Linked DNA regions of Homo sapiens: regions 2 and 3 are each linked to region 1. A link is an interaction called in ENCODE POLR2A ChIA-PET data of the cell type or tissue named here. Cell type or tissue: Panc1. All regions are shown on one strand.

The links. Peaks named below come from ENCODE experiments on the same cell type or tissue, not always from the same donor. Only the 100,000 strongest peaks of a DNase experiment are listed, where the experiment ranks them.
Region 2: POLR2A ChIA-PET joins it to region 1 with 5 read pairs; 1 of 35 experiments calls an interaction of 5 or more read pairs at or near these places.
Region 3: POLR2A ChIA-PET joins it to region 1 with 5 read pairs; 6 of 35 experiments call an interaction of 5 or more read pairs at or near these places.

Annotation. Positions count from the first base shown.
Region 1 is chr2:26,016,362-26,021,361 of GRCh38, forward strand. No RefSeq gene overlaps it. Among named protein-coding and RNA genes, the nearest start is that of RAB10, 15 kb to the right of the region's middle. In Panc1, no CTCF peak of the experiment used is centred here; a DNase peak (open chromatin) is centred at 1,960; H3K27ac peaks cover 1,304 bases.
Region 2 is chr2:26,411,017-26,416,016 of GRCh38, forward strand. DRC1 (dynein regulatory complex subunit 1) reads left to right here. Exons shown (of 17, transcript NM_145038.5): 2 at 3,328-3,415. Among named protein-coding and RNA genes, the nearest start is that of DRC1, 12 kb to the left of the region's middle. RefSeq lists an enhancer at 1,291-1,430. In Panc1, no CTCF peak of the experiment used is centred here; no DNase peak of the experiment used is centred here; H3K4me3 peaks cover 708 bases; H3K27ac peaks cover 832 bases.
Region 3 is chr2:26,088,497-26,093,496 of GRCh38, forward strand. The region is part of intron 1 of RAB10 (RAB10, member RAS oncogene family); the gene reads left to right. All of the region lies in intron 1 of LOC105374333 (a long non-coding RNA gene), which reads left to right. Among named protein-coding and RNA genes, the nearest start is that of RAB10, 57 kb to the left of the region's middle. In Panc1, no CTCF peak of the experiment used is centred here; no DNase peak of the experiment used is centred here.

The sequences.
Region 1 (5,000 bases):
AAGTTTATCTGACCTTCTAAGAAATCAGGAGAATGAGAGATAATAGCCAAATTTCCAAAAAGGCCAGTTTTAGCCAGCGTGATAAGGAAGTCCCCTCTGCTTTAACCTTTATGAGAAAAGTAACTTTGAAACGACGAATCCACTTTTCGTTTTGTTTCTGCTTTCTGTCTCTAAAACCAACCTCCTCTGCTCGGCTCATGGGAACATTCACTCTGCCTTGTAGAATGAGATATTGCCCAATTCTGGAATTTCAAATGAAAGCCAGTTAAAATGTTTAAACTAAATTTGTTGGAATTTTGTCTTTTGACGTGGGAATCAGTGGGAAGGTATTGGGACTCTGGTGTGAATGCCCAGAATCAAGAGTGGAGAGCTGGGCAGAGCTTGGTCTCAGGCCTAAAAGCTTTGATATCAGTACAGTTTGAATAAGAGCTGGTCCCAAGGAACAAGGCAAAGTGAAAGACACTGATTTTTTTTTTTTTTTTTTTTTTAGATAGAGTCTTGCTCTGTCGCCAGGCAGGGTTGCAGTGGCGCAATCTCAGCTCACTGCAACCTCCGACTCCCGGGTTCAAGCAATTCTCCTGCCTCAGCCTCCTGAGTTGCTGGGACTACAGGCACATGCCACCATGCCCAGCTAATTTTTTAAATTTTAATAGAGATGGCATTTCACCATGCTGGCCAGGATGGTCTCGATCTCTTGACCTTGTGATCTGCCTGCCTTGGCCTCCCAAAGTGCTGGGATTACAGGCAGGAGCCACTGCACCCAGCCTTTTTTTAAAACAAGGTCTTACTCTGTCGCCTGGGCTGGAATGCAGTGGTATGATCTCAGCTCACTGCAACCTCTGACTCCTGGGCTCAAGCAATCCTCCCACCTCAGCCTCCTGAGTAGCTGAGACTACATGCATGCACCACTGCACCTGCCATTTTTTCCGGATTTATAGAGAGAGGGTTTCGCCATGTTACCCAAGCTGGTCTCAAACTCCTGGGCTCAAGCCATCCTCCGGCCTCAGCATCCCAAAGTACTGGGATTATAGGCATGCACCACTGCACCAGGCAAGGACACAGATTTTTATTGTTCACCCACAAAGTGCTTCACATGCACTACTTTGTCTGACCCTCACGACAACCTGCAAGGTAGGTATTGTATTCCTACTGTACGGATGAGAAAAACTGAGACTCACAAAGGTTAGTTACTAGCTCAAGATCATGTATGCCTCAGTGGCAGGGCCAGGATTCAGAGCAGGGTGGCCTGGAGGTCTGAGGTTGGAAGCAGGTGTCACCTTAATGACTTAGGAATGAGGTCAGTGTCTGTGTCCTCCAATTATGGTGCCAGGCTCAGTCTCTACGAATGCCTGGAGAATATGTCAGCACTTACTGTAGCTTCATGTTTAGGCCAAGAAAAGGCTGAGATGAGATGATCCATGAGAGTTTTTCACAGAAACACAGACCAAACACAGAAGCAAAATCTTGGTCTTCATATTGCCCCAGACTTGTTCTCTTCTGGGACTGAACCTAGTGTTAGAATCCTGCTCTGCAGGAATAGGGGGGTGTCTTTACATTTCATTCTGGTTATTTGCCTAAAGCAAATCCCAGAGATACCCAGAGAGGGAAGACTTTCCTCTGCAGATGGTGGAAGATGCTGGCGCCCAGGCCATCCTATGTCATCTGTATCCAGACACAGATTCCAGATCCCTGTTCATGCCTCTGAGGACATGGAGCGGGCCTTTTAGCTCTCTTCAGAGCTAGAGTTTCAGGCATATGGTTGCTGCCCTGGATGACAAGGGTAGCACATGGGTGGGAACTCCAGATGCATGTAAGGGAGCAAGAAGCTGCCCACTGAGGAGAATGCTGGGATAGTGCAGGGCTGGGCTGGCCCAACTAGTTCAGCTCAGCCAGGAAAGGGCAGGTCAGATCTGGCTCAGCAGGGGAGGCTGTGTCGGGGAGTGGTGCTGACTCAGGGCCTGGTGAGTCAGGTGACAGCCAAGGACAGCTGTTGCCTGGGTGTTTTTAGAAAACTTTGGCTGCCAACCACTCTCTCATGGGTGCTTCTGCACCTACTCAGAAGCAGGCAGAAAAAAGGAGGGCATCTTCTGTATAAGAAGCTCTGGGTGAGGGGTATTAATATCTGGCTCTACTTATGTTGATCCTTCCCATGAAGTACCTAGAAAACGGAGCAGAAATTAATTGAGAGGCTTCCAAATCCCTTCTGAATTCTCTGAAAATCACTTATCTTTTCTGCTTAGCTCTTTTTAGGCACCTTGCCAGGTATCCAGCATAGAGGTTAAGAGAGCAGGCTCTGAAGTTAGGAGGGCCTGGGATCAAAACCTAATTTCATCATTTATAGTTGTATGACTTAGATCAGACTAAAAACAACTTTTAATTATGGAAAGCTTCAAATATATATGAATGACACACATTAGTATGATGAACCTCCATATACTCATTATCCAGCTTGAATAATCATTAACCCACTGTAACTTTATTTCATCTATACTCTACTTATCCCCTTTGCTCCCACTTATTTTGAAGGAAATACCAGGCATCATCACATTCCATCTCTTTTTTTCTTTTTTTTTTGAGACGGAGTCTTGCTCTGTTGCCCAGGCTGGAGTGCAGTGGTGCAATCTCAGCTCACTGCAGCCTCCTCCTCTTGGGTTCAATGATTCTCCTGCCTCAGCCTCCTGAGTAGCTGAGATTACAGGTGCCCGCCACCATGCCTGGCTAATTTTTGTATTTTTAGTAGAGATGGCGTTTCACCATATTGGCCAGGCTGGTCTCGAACTCCTGATGTCAGGTGATCCACTCGCCTCAGCTTCCCAAAGTGCTGGGATTACAGGCATGAGCCACTGCACCCCACCTTCCATGTCTTTTCACATCTTTTTCTTTTCTTTTCTTTTTTTTTTTTTTGAGATAGAGTCTTGCTCTGCTGCCCAGGCTGGAGTGTGGTGGTGCAATCTCGGTTCACTGCAACCTCCGCCTCCCAGGCTCAAGCAATCCTCCCACCTCAGCCTCCCTACCAGCTGGGACTACAGGTGCATACCACCTTGCCCTGCTAATTTTTGTATTTTTTGTAGAGACGGGGTTTCACCATGTTGCCCAGTCTGGTCTTGAACCCTGGGCCTCAAGCAATGTGCCAGATTTGGTCTTCCAAAGTGCTGGGATTACAGGTGTGAGACACCATGCCCGGCCTCTTTTAACCTATTTAAACACTTGTTTCTTCATCTGAAAATGGGGATGATCATAGTTCCTACATCAATGTATTATTGTGAAGTCATGCCTCTAAAGGGCCAGAACAATGCAGGAACTCCATAAATGAAAACTCATGTTGTTAGATAAAATATAAAAATACCCCAGGCATGGTGGCTCACGCCTCTAATTCCAGAACTTTGGGAGGCTGAGGCAGGAGGACTGCTTGAGGCCAGGAGTTCAAGACCAGCCTGGGAAACATAGTGAGACCCCATCTCCACTTAAAAAAAAAAAAAATTAGCTGGGTGTAGTGACTCACACCTGTAATCTCAGCTACTTGGGAGGCTGAGGCAGGATGATCACTTGAGCACAGGAGTTTGAGGCCACAGTTAGTTATGATTGAGCTATTGTATTCCAGCCTGGGTGACAGAGTGAGACCCGCCTAAAAAGAAATTAGCTGGGTGTGATGGCACACACCTGTAATCCCAGCTACACGGGAGGCTGAGGCAGGAGAATCAGCTTGAACCCAGGAGGCAGAGGTTGCAGTGGGCCAAGATGGTGCCACTGCACTCCAGCCTGGACAGAGCAAGACTGAGTCTCAAAACAAGCAAACAAACAAACAAGCAAACAAACAAAAAAGGGAGCCTCTGCAACTTTCCTATCTCTTTGCCTGTGTCCCTCTTTCCTCCTGGTGACCCTCCCTTCCAGCATCTGAGGACTCTGCCCTGCCAGCACGAGGCCCACTGCTGACATCATGACAGGGTTAGGATGACTGCCCAACCTGTCTAGGCCTCAGGATGGGCTGGGAGCACAGGTCACCTGAACCTGGGGTAGAGGGGGCTAGAAAGAGGCAGTGGAGACCCAGGAAAGAGGAACCGAGGCTGCAGCAGCCTTGGAGGGCAGGCAGGAGCCAAGTTTCAGCAGAGGTGCAGCACATTCAAGTGGCAAGGTCAGCAGAAGGTGGGAAAGAGGAAGTGGACGTGCACAAATGTCAGGTAGAGCTGGAGTCATCCTGGGAATTTTACCAGAAACAAGTGTATCAGTCACGGGTTTTGGTTGCAACAGAAACTGATATTTGGCATTTAGAAGCAGAACATACATTTACTGAAAGGCTATTGGGAAGCTCTCAGAATTACTGGGAAGGCTAGAGAAACAGGCTCAGGGATCTGGGGAAAGCAACAGGCCACAGATTCAGTCTGTTAGGCCAAGCAGTGAGTCCATCACTGCCCCTGCCGGACCCCAAAGAGATTCTGTAGCCTATAGCACCATGGTGGCCAGCACTGGACTTGGGATCCCATCCAGCTCTGGGGTCCAGAGGTGGCCCAGAAACCAAGTGCTACTGCTCTCAGTCGCCCTCACTGTGCCTGCTTCTTTGTGTAGCTGTACACCTGTAATCCCAGCTACTCAGGAGGCTGAGGCAGAAGAATGACTCGAACCCGGGAGGTGGAGGTTGCAGTGAGCTGAGATTGTGCCACTGCCCTCCAGCCTGGGCGACTGGGTAAGACTCCATCTCAAAAAAAGAAAAAAAAAAAAAAGAAAGAAAGAAATAGCATCCCTATTTGGCCTTCAAGGACACAGGGCAGGTTTGCCCTGTGGACACCAGTGCCCTGAGGGAGGGCAAAAGGTAGTGGAACCCTGAATGCATAAGCTACATGGGCAAAAGTCTGGCTTCCTCTTGGGAGTATTTTTTCTTTTATTTTTATTTTCAATGTTTGTGGGTACATAGTAGGTGTATATATTTATTGGGTACATGAGGTGTTTTGATACAGACATGAAATGTGAAAGAAGCACATCATGGAAAATGGGGTATCCATCCC
Region 2 (5,000 bases), 390 kb after region 1:
TTTTAAATCCTGAGAATTGGTCAGGAAGTAGAGTATTCAAGATGGCAGCTCCCATTTAGACCACAAACATGGGGCGGTGGTGAGGAAACAGCTTCCCAAAAGAGGACTCAGCCCCCAGGAGGGAGGGAGCTCAAATCTGAATAGACAGAAGTCTGAAACAGTTGCTTTGGAGAACATACTAGTTCTACACTGCTGAACAACAGAAATACAGTATCAGCCACATATGTCATTTCAAGTTTTCTAGTAGCCACATTGAAAGTGGTAAAAACAGAACAGGTGAAATTAATAATTTATTTAACCCAATATATAAAAGTATTATTTTAATATGCAATCAGTGTAAATCATACTGATGAGATATATTGCAAATATTTTTTGTTCAAAGTCTTCAAAATCCATCTAGAGTGTATTTTACACTCATAGCGCATTTCAATTTGCACCAGGCACATTTCAAGTGCTTTATAGCCACATGTGGTTATTGGCTACCATATTGGACAGTACAGTGCTAAGCAGTAAAAAATGATGCATAAAAGACAATGATGAGATTTAAGTTAATAGTAGTTAATAAGAATTTATAGCATATCTGCAGACTGGCCAACATGGTGAAACCCCATCTTTACTAGAAATACAAAAGTTAGCTGGGTGTGGTGGTGCGTGTTTGTCGTCCCAGCTACTCGGGAGACTGAGTCAGCAGAATTACTTGAACCTGGGTGGCGGAGGTTGCAGTGAGCCGAGATGGCTCCACTGCACTGCAGCCTGGGGACAGAGCAAGACTCTGTCTTAAAAAAAAAAAAAATTATAGCATATCTGGACTGCATGGTTTTTTTGTTGTTGTTGTTGTTTGTTTGTTTCTGAAGCACTGATCTTTGATCCAGAAAGCACTTGGAAGGGATTATTTAAATAGAGTTGGTCATTAATTGGTGGTCAAAGTAGAAAGTCAAGGGAATTTTTTGAGTGGTGATGGGAACATGATAAGCCTGGCAATAGCTGAAGACCTGAGTAAAATGGAACAATTAGTTTACTTGGTAAGAAAACAAAGAGCATGTTCAATAAGAATAGGGAAGCCAATGAAATGACAAGAAAAAAACAAGGGGTTTTGGTTAGATTGGGAGTGGAGGATGGTAACTCAATTCTGTATCTCCAAAATAGTGTTACACTAGGTAGGATTGTCCTGGACTTTGAACAAAGGGAGTAGAGATGGAAGTCAGAGTTAGAAAAAGTCAAGAAAGAATGAGATAAAGAGATCTGCTAGGCTGAGGCGGGAGAATTGCTGGAACCCAGGAGGCAGAGGTTGCAGTGAGCCGAGATCGCGCCATTGCACTCCAGCCTGGGCAACAAGAGCGAAACTCCGTCTCAAAAAACGAAATGAAACCAAACAAAAAAACAAACCTGCTGTGTCATGTTGAGGTTTCATTTTTCCTAAGGCAGTACTGGTAGCCCTTATGGACACTGTGTGCCAGAGGAGAGAGCAGGGTCTTGATGATGTAAGTGGCGTGGGGGTTGGTGAGGTCACTCCCCCATGCCTCCCCTGAAGAAGTCTATAATCTGGAACTTTATCTCGCCACCGCCCCTTTAGTCTCATTTTCTGATTCACACACACAGACAAGCACACACACATGCACTATTTAGAAAATTCATGCAATACAAAAATGTAGAAAATAGAACTTCTCAGTAATTTAATTCCTGTTCTTTAAGTAATTGCTGTTATTCGTTTGTCATATATACTTCCAGAAAATGTCCTGTGCACATATAAGCCTGTTTTTTGTTTTTGTTTTTGTTTTTCAGACAGAGTCTCGCTCTCCCGCCCAGGCTGGAGTGCAGTGGCGCTATCTCGGCTCGGCTCACTGCAAGCTCCGCCTCCCGGGTTCACGCCATTCTCCTGCCTCAGCCTCCCAAGTAGCTGGGACTACAGGCGCCCACCACCACGCCCGGCTAATTTTTTGTATTTTTAGTAGAGACGGGGTTTCACCGTGTTAGCCAGGGTAGTCTCGATCTCCTGACCTCGCGATCCACCCGCCTCGGCCTCCCAAAGTGCTGGGATTACAAGCGTGAGCCATCGCGCCCAGCCAAGCCTGTTTTAAAAAGAAAATGTGTATTATAGTCTACATATTTTTCTAAAACTGGCTCCCTTTACTTAACTGCTGTGGACATCTTTCCCTGCTGTTAGGTATTACATCATTCTTTTTGTAGGCTACAAAGTATTTCTGAAATATTGTTTTCTCTTAATTAGTCAGCTACTAATATGTATGTAGAATGTTTCCATGGTCTTACGAGTATTGTCAGTGCTACAATCATCTTTCTCGTGCATATTTATTTATGTACTTGTAAAGGCTTTCTGTAAAAAATTCCTAAAGAAAGGATTGTTGGGTCAGAGGGAAGGCACATTTAAGCTTTTGACAAATCTTGCCGAATTGCCTTTTAGACACGTTGTTATACTTTACATTCCCACCCATGGAATGTGGAAAGCTGGGCTCCCACCTGATACTGTCAACCCTTAAAATCTTTTTTAGTCTCATAATAGAGTAATGACACCTCACAGGGTTTTGGTTTCTCTGATTATATGTGAAGCTGACCATATTTTCAAATGCCTATTTGCCATTTGTATTTCTTTGGGAAACTGCCTGTTCATATCCTCTGCCAGTTTTTCTCTTTGGTATTTTGTCTTTTGTTTATTGATTTGAAGGAGCCCTTCCTATTTTATGGATAGTAAAATTTTGTCAAATATCTTTTATCAGTTTATCCCTTGACTTTCAAGGATAAAATTTCTAAATTTTAGAAAGTAAAATCTTTTAATCTTTTTATTTTCTGACTTTGGTCTTATTCAAAGATGGGTTTTCTATGCTAAGATTATATAGATATTCTCCTGTATTTACTTCTAGTGTTTTTATGATTGCAGTTTTTTTAATATTTAAGTTTTTTAAATGATAGAGATAGTGTCTCTCTATGTTGCCCAGGCTGGTCTCAAACTCCTGATTTAAAGCAGTCCTTCTGCCTTGGCCTCCCAAAGCGCTGGGATTAACAGGTGTGAGCCACTGCACCTGGCCAATATTTAAATTTTAATCCATATGGAATATATATTTATATATGAAGTACAATGGAACCATTATTATTATTATTATTATTATTATTATTGTTTTACATAAATAGAGATGGGGGTCTTGCTATTTTGGCCATGCTGATCTTGAACTCCTGGCCTTAAGCAATCCTCCTGTCTTGGTCTCCCAAACTGTTGGGATTACAGGCATGAGCTACTGTGCCAGGCCAAAACCTTTAAATATAGAATTTACGTATTAGAAATAACTTCATTTTCTCTGCTTTTTTCCATCACAGGGAAGCACTTGGAGAATATTTAGATGGGAAGAAGGAGAGTGAGGAGGATCAAAGCAAGAGCTACAAACAGAAAGAAGAAAGCCGATTGGTATGAACTGGTTGGCAGATGGGCTCTGGAAGACCAGTGAGCTGGGTGTGACATCATGGTTTTCACATTTAGACTGGAAGAAATCATGTGGTCCATGTTGCTGTCTCTAGGCAGAACTGAATAGAATCTTTCCCATTTGAGAGCTCTCTAGGAGTGAGCTTTCAGATGACAGTTTCTTATATTTACGCTGTCTCTTCTCTGCTCATGCACTTTTAATGGTATTCACTCTTCATAGGATAAAGTCCAGATGTTTTAGCTTGGGCGCTCAAGGCCTTTGGTAGTCTGTTCCCATCTTCACTTTCCAAACATATCTCCTGTTTGTTACCTAATTTGGGCCTTCCACTTTGGTGAGGCGGATCCACTCACTCCCCTCCAGTGGGGTTTTGTTCATTTCTGCTCTGTGCCTTTGATCATCTGGAATGCCAGGCCCCCTCTATTCTCCTCTTCTTCTCTCCTCTCATCTGGCCACTTTCCCATTTTCAACAACCATCTCAAGACCCAAATCCTCCTCGGATTCTTCCTCAGCCCAGCCTGAGCTCCCTTTCTCCACACATTGAATACTTCCTGTCTGTGCTATTCTTTTCATTTTAGATAGCTTTCTGCTGCATATGACTTTTCAGATGTGTGTGCCTGCAGTGCCCCAGTGAAACTGTATGTACTGTGAGAATGAGAGCCTCTTTTTGTAGCCGTGGGGTAGTGCGTAGCTTGTACTCAGTAGACACAAAAAAGAAAATCATTGATTACCCTCCATGGCGATGAAACAGCCCCTGGGATGCTGAGGGATAAACAGCAGCTCAAAACAGCAGACCAGAACTGGCAAAATGCTGCATTTAATCAATGTTAAGTGAAAGGCAAAAATGGTGATACCGTGTGAACTCAGATATGGAGAGGAACTCACCAAGCTGGCCTGGTCAGGGAAAGTTCGATGGAGAAAGTGGGATTTGAGTTGTCTTAGAAATATAGGTGGGAATTTTAAGAGCAGAGGAGAGATCATTTCTGGTGAGAAAAAATATTCACGTTGCTGAATATGATTATAGAGCATAGAGGTATAGAGAGATCACTGAATATCTCACACTGTGTTAGGGATAAGATATTTTACTGTGGAAAGGATACTGGACTGATGTGGGTTTTTGTTCCTGATCTCTTACCTACTGCAGAGTAGATGATTCATGTCACTTTTTTGTACTTCGTTCTCTTCATTTAAAAGTCAGTGAGCTCAGCCGGGCGCGGTGGCTCACGTCTATGATCCCAGGACTTTGGGAGGCCGAGGCGAGCGGATCACCTGAGGTCAGGAGTTCAAGACCAGCCTGGCCAACATGGTGAAACCTCGTCTCTACTAAAAATACAGAAGTTGGCTGGGCCTGGTGGCACACGCCTGGGGTCCCCCCTACTTAGGAGGCTGAGGCAGGAGGATTCCTTGAACCCACGAGGTGGAGGTTGCAGTGATCTGAGATCAGGCCACTGCACTCTAGCCTGGGTGACAGAGGGAGACTCTTTCTCTTTCAAAAAAAAAAAAAAAAAAAAAGTCAGTGATCTCTGAGCATTTCTGTGTAGGACAAAAGGATATTAGATTTTTTAAAATGCT
Region 3 (5,000 bases), 72 kb after region 1:
AGAATTTCAGAGGGTGGTAGGCTTTTCTAGCATCTCTTATTAGCTGAGCTATTGACTTTCCTCTCATCTCTCAATTTTATAAGCTTTTCCACCCTGTTCATCTTTAGTTTAACTTGTCCCCCCACCAAGTTGGAGTCTTGCGAATCTTGCTCTGTCGCCCAGGCTGGAGTGCAGTGGTGCGATCTCGTCTCACTGCAACCTCCCCCTCCCCGGTTCAAGTGATTCTCAAGTGATTATCCTGTCTCAGCCTCCTGAGTGGCTGGGATTACAGGCGCCCGCCACCATACCCAGCCAATTTTTGTATTTTTAGTAGACACAGGGTTTCACCGTGTTGGCAAGACTGGTCTCGAACTCCTGACCTCGTGATCCGCCCACCTGGGCCTCCCAAAGTGCTGGGATTACAGGCATGAGCCACCATGCCCGGCTTATCTTCAGTTTTTCTTAGGTGTTTGCATGTGGGTATATAGGGTGGGGGAGGGTGGAAAGTACACACTAATGAAACCATGATATTTACTTGAAAAAAGTTTAGCGCTATGAAAGTTGTGTTTGAATGTGACTACAGGAGAAAAACTGGAGGGAATAAGACTGGAGAGGTGGCTTGGGGCCATGCTCAGAAATATATTTATTCATAGAGAGTGATGATTGAGGCCGGGCACGATGGCTCATGCCTGTAATCCTAGCATTTTGGGAGGCCAAGGTGGGTGGATCACTTGAGGTCAGGAGTTCAAGACCAGCCTGGCCAAAATGGTGAAACCCTGTCTTTACTAGAAACAAAAATTAGCCGGGCATGATGGTGGGTGCCTGTAATCCCAGCTACTCAGGAGGCTGAGGCAGGAGAATTGCTTGAACCCAGGAGGTGGAGGTTGGAGTGAGCAGAGATTGCGCTGCTGCACTCCAGCCTGGGCGATAGAGTGAGACTCTGTCTCAAAAAAAAAAAAAAAAGAGAGAGTGATGGATTGAATTGAAGTGGTTAAGCAGTGGAGAGAATGCATTTGTAAACATACCTCCTTCTCTGTTAGCCTCATTTTTATTTCTATTAATAGGTACAGATTTTTAGAAGTCTTATTACTTCAGGGCTGTGACAGTGAAGCAGCAACTGCAACAACAAATTCTTGCCCTGTATGCACCTGTGCCTTACCTTTCCCAAACATTTTTAGGCTTTTTCTTCTGTTATTCAACTCCATATTCTCTAGTCATATGTTTCTAAACTTTAAAAAAACCTAGTCTTAGAAACACTCTTCTTGTTATGGAAGATGAGAATTTAATACTCTTACACCACCAGATATTCCTGGCACCTCTTTCTTAATCATTTCAATTAGTAATAAATATTTTGGTTAACTGCTAAGCCAAGTAGTGTACTATAATTGCATTTTCTTTTTCGGACAACTTTTTGTTTTTTTGTTTTTATTGTAGTTTACAGTTCGTTGTTACATTTGCCTAGATTTCAAGGCACTGTCTCTTCTTTATCTCATGTAGAATTGTCAGATCCTTTTGTTTTTCATATAAATTCTAATACTGTTTCCTCCTTCCCACTCCCAGGAAAAATCCCCCCTGGAACTTTTCTGTTCTGAACTGGTTGCTCTCTAGGCAATTTTGTCTACCCTTTACTTCACACTGTTGAATGGATTTCATTTCTTCCTCTTTGTTGGTTTGGTAAAGCAATTTCTTAGTGCTATCTTAGAAAGGATGCATGGGAGCTAAATATTTTGAGATCTTCCATGTCTGGGAATGCCTTTCATTTGGTTTTGGCTGGATATAGGTTGAAAGTATTTTTAAAAGATACTGTCATTTTGTCTTCTGGATTTTAGTGTTATTGAGAAGTTGAGAGTTGATCTTTTAAGGTGGCTTAGTTTGTTTCTGCGCATACTTTTATAAACTATTTCTGGTATTTTGAAATTTCATTGTGATGTACTTTGGTGTAAGTTTTATGCTTATTGTTCATTATGCTAGGTTCTTGGTGGGTTTTTCAGTTTAGAAGTAGATTCTTTTAGTTCTGTTTTCTTGCCTTTTTTTTTTATTATTTTCTATATGTCACTTTCTCTGTTCTTTTTCAAACTTCTGTTAGATGTCAGACCTCTTGGTTTGCTTTTCTAATTTATTATGTCTCACACTGCCTCTGTTAACTTTTTTTTTTCCCTTAATTGTTTTGATATCTGGCCGGATGCAGTGGCTCATGTTTGTAATCCCAGCACTTTGGGAGACCAAGGAGGGCGGATCACATAAGGCCAGGAGTTCAAGACCAGCCTCCCCAACATAGTGAAACCCCCTCTCTACTAAAATTACAAAAGTTAACTGGGTGTGGTGGCACAGGCCTATAGTCCCAGCCGCTCTGGGCACTGCAGCAGAAGAAAGGCTTGAACCTGAGAGGTGGAGGTTGCAGTGAGCTGAGATCATGCCACCGCATTCAAGCTTGGGCAAAAGAGCGAGACCCTGTCTCCCCCCCCAAAAAAAAAAAAAAAAATTCTGATATCTCATTGGAACCTTTGGCCTGAGGCGCTAAAAAGCTGATGGAAAGCAGAGTAGAAAAGGGTGGGGCTTGTCAAGTGATGTTTCAAATTAAGGGCAAAACATGTTTCTCAGGGACTCTTTAATTTCTCCAGAAAACATCATTTATCTGTTTATTTGACAGATATTTCTTGGATTGCCTGCTAAATGTCAGGTATTGTTCTAGGTATGGGGAATTTAACTCAATTAAACAGATAAAAATCTCTACCCTTTTCAGTCTCACATTTTGGCAATGAGAGATGAATAATAACAGAAATAAGGACACGTTAAAGTTTAAAAGTCAGGAAGAAGGTTAGAAGTGTTAATAGACAATGGGTGGGAAACATAGAGAAATATTGCAACTTAGGGTAGCTAGGGGAAAGAGCCATGATGGATGAGAAAGGTAGTCAGAGGTTAGGGGAATAGTACCTTTATGGAAAGGTAGTGAGAGGCGAACCTGGCTGTCTTGTGCATAGAGCAACAAAAAGGAAGTCAATACAATTAGCTAGATCAGAGTGAGATGATGTAGAAAATGTTGAGGGCAGGGTAGAGAGGGGTAGGTGGGAGAATATGTAGGGCCTTATTTATGGATTTAAAGAGTTTTCCTTTTAGTCTTTGTAAGAGATGGGATATGGAGATAACTAATAAGCAGTTGGGTATCTTGGATTTGGAGTTCAGGGGAGAGTTGAGGTGAGAGATCATCAGTGTGTATGTGGAATTTAAAGCCATGAAACTAGGGAATGCGTCAAGATAGAAAAGAGAAGTCCACTTCAGTTTTTAGGGGTCAGAGAGATGAGGAGAAACCAGCAATGAAGATTGATGAGTGGCTAGAAAGGTAGGAGAGTCAGGAGTTTTCATGCAAAAAAGAGTGAAGAATTCCTTCATCTACAGCTAGTAAGATCAGATGAGGACCAGGCATGGTGGCTCATGCCTGTAATCCCAGAACTTTGGGAGGCCAAGGTGAGTGGATCGCCTGAGGTCAGGAGTTCGAGACCAGCCTGGCCAACATGGTGAAACCCTGACTTTACTAAAAATACAGAAGTTAGCCATGTGTGGTGGTGCGTGCCTGTAGTCCCAGCTTCTCAGGAGGCTGAGGCAGGAGAATTGCTTGAACTTGGAAGGCAGAGGTTGCAGTGAGCTGAGATAGTGCCACTCCACTCCAGCCTGGATGAAAGAGTGAGACTGTGTCTCAGAAAAAAAAAAAAAGAAAAAAGATCAGATGAGGACTTAGGAATGATCATTGGATTTGGGAACATGGAGATCATTGATCATAGTGAGAGCTGTGTGTGTGTGTGTGTGTGTGTGTGTGTGTGTGTGTGTGTGTGTGTGTGTGTGTGTGTGTTGGGGTGGTTAATAATAACAACAACAACAAAGCCTGTTTGGAAAGGATTCAAGAGGTGAGAGGAGAGAAAACTAGAGACAGCACATATAGGTAACTTCGAAGAAGTTTGGTAAAAACAAAAAGTGAAATAGAGAGGAAACTTAGTGAGGAAGGATCCTTAACCTCCAAATTTAAAAGGTTTAGTAATAGAACCTAGTAGTTGTGATTATTGACTAGAAGAAATGTGAGGGAAACTCAAGGAGTCCAAAATGAGGCTTCTGTCTTGACCAGTTAGATTAAGTAGGTACCTGAAAACAGCCCAAATTCTTAGACATTTTCCAGTGATGCCTAGTTTCCATGCCAGGGGGTTTAGCGCTTTCAGATTGTATCCTTATTTCATCTTTCTTCAGGCAAGTTTCCTGAAATAGTATCAGTTGTCACACTTGTCATTAAGATTAATTAATAAATTGTATACCTAGCTGAAGTTGTTGGTCATGTTCAGGGTTAGTCTAGACAGCCGGGTCATTTTAGGATGATTTTCTGAGAAATTCTTAAAGAAAAACAATATGGACTGTAGAAGTAGGGTTAGGTTAAATGGTGGGTAAATGACCCTTTTTTCTTTTGATTGTGTATGAGAAACATAATGGGGCAAGCTGAAAGATTTTGACTGATTAAAAAGCAGACTGGCTCAAATTAAGAGGGGAGCAATAAGGTAAACCCAAGAGTTTGAAGGGATAGGGGCATTATTGTAGATTCTAGGGATAACAGGTTTTGTTGAAGGTTGGTGTTAAACCATTTCTTGGTGAGAGGTTAGTTATGAAAAATGAGATGCAGAGTAGAGCTAAGGTATGGGCAGGAAACTCACTGAATGATATTGTTTCTTCCTTTTATATGGTGAGCATTTCCCTACCCCAGGACCTCTTTGCAGAAGTTTATGGGCAAGGACTTTGTTTTCTTTTTTCTTCCGTGGATCCCCAGAATATTTGGACCAAAAATAATTTTTTCCCTGGAAAAATGTATGAAGTCTTTATTTGAAGTTTTAATTATTGGTGTATACTATCATCCATCTGCCATGGAAAGACAATGTCAGCAATATGGATCAAACCAATATTCTTTAGAAACACATAACAGGTTTTAATTATCTCATAATATATATTTAAGATTGCAGCACATATTTTCTTCTGAAGTTCGATTT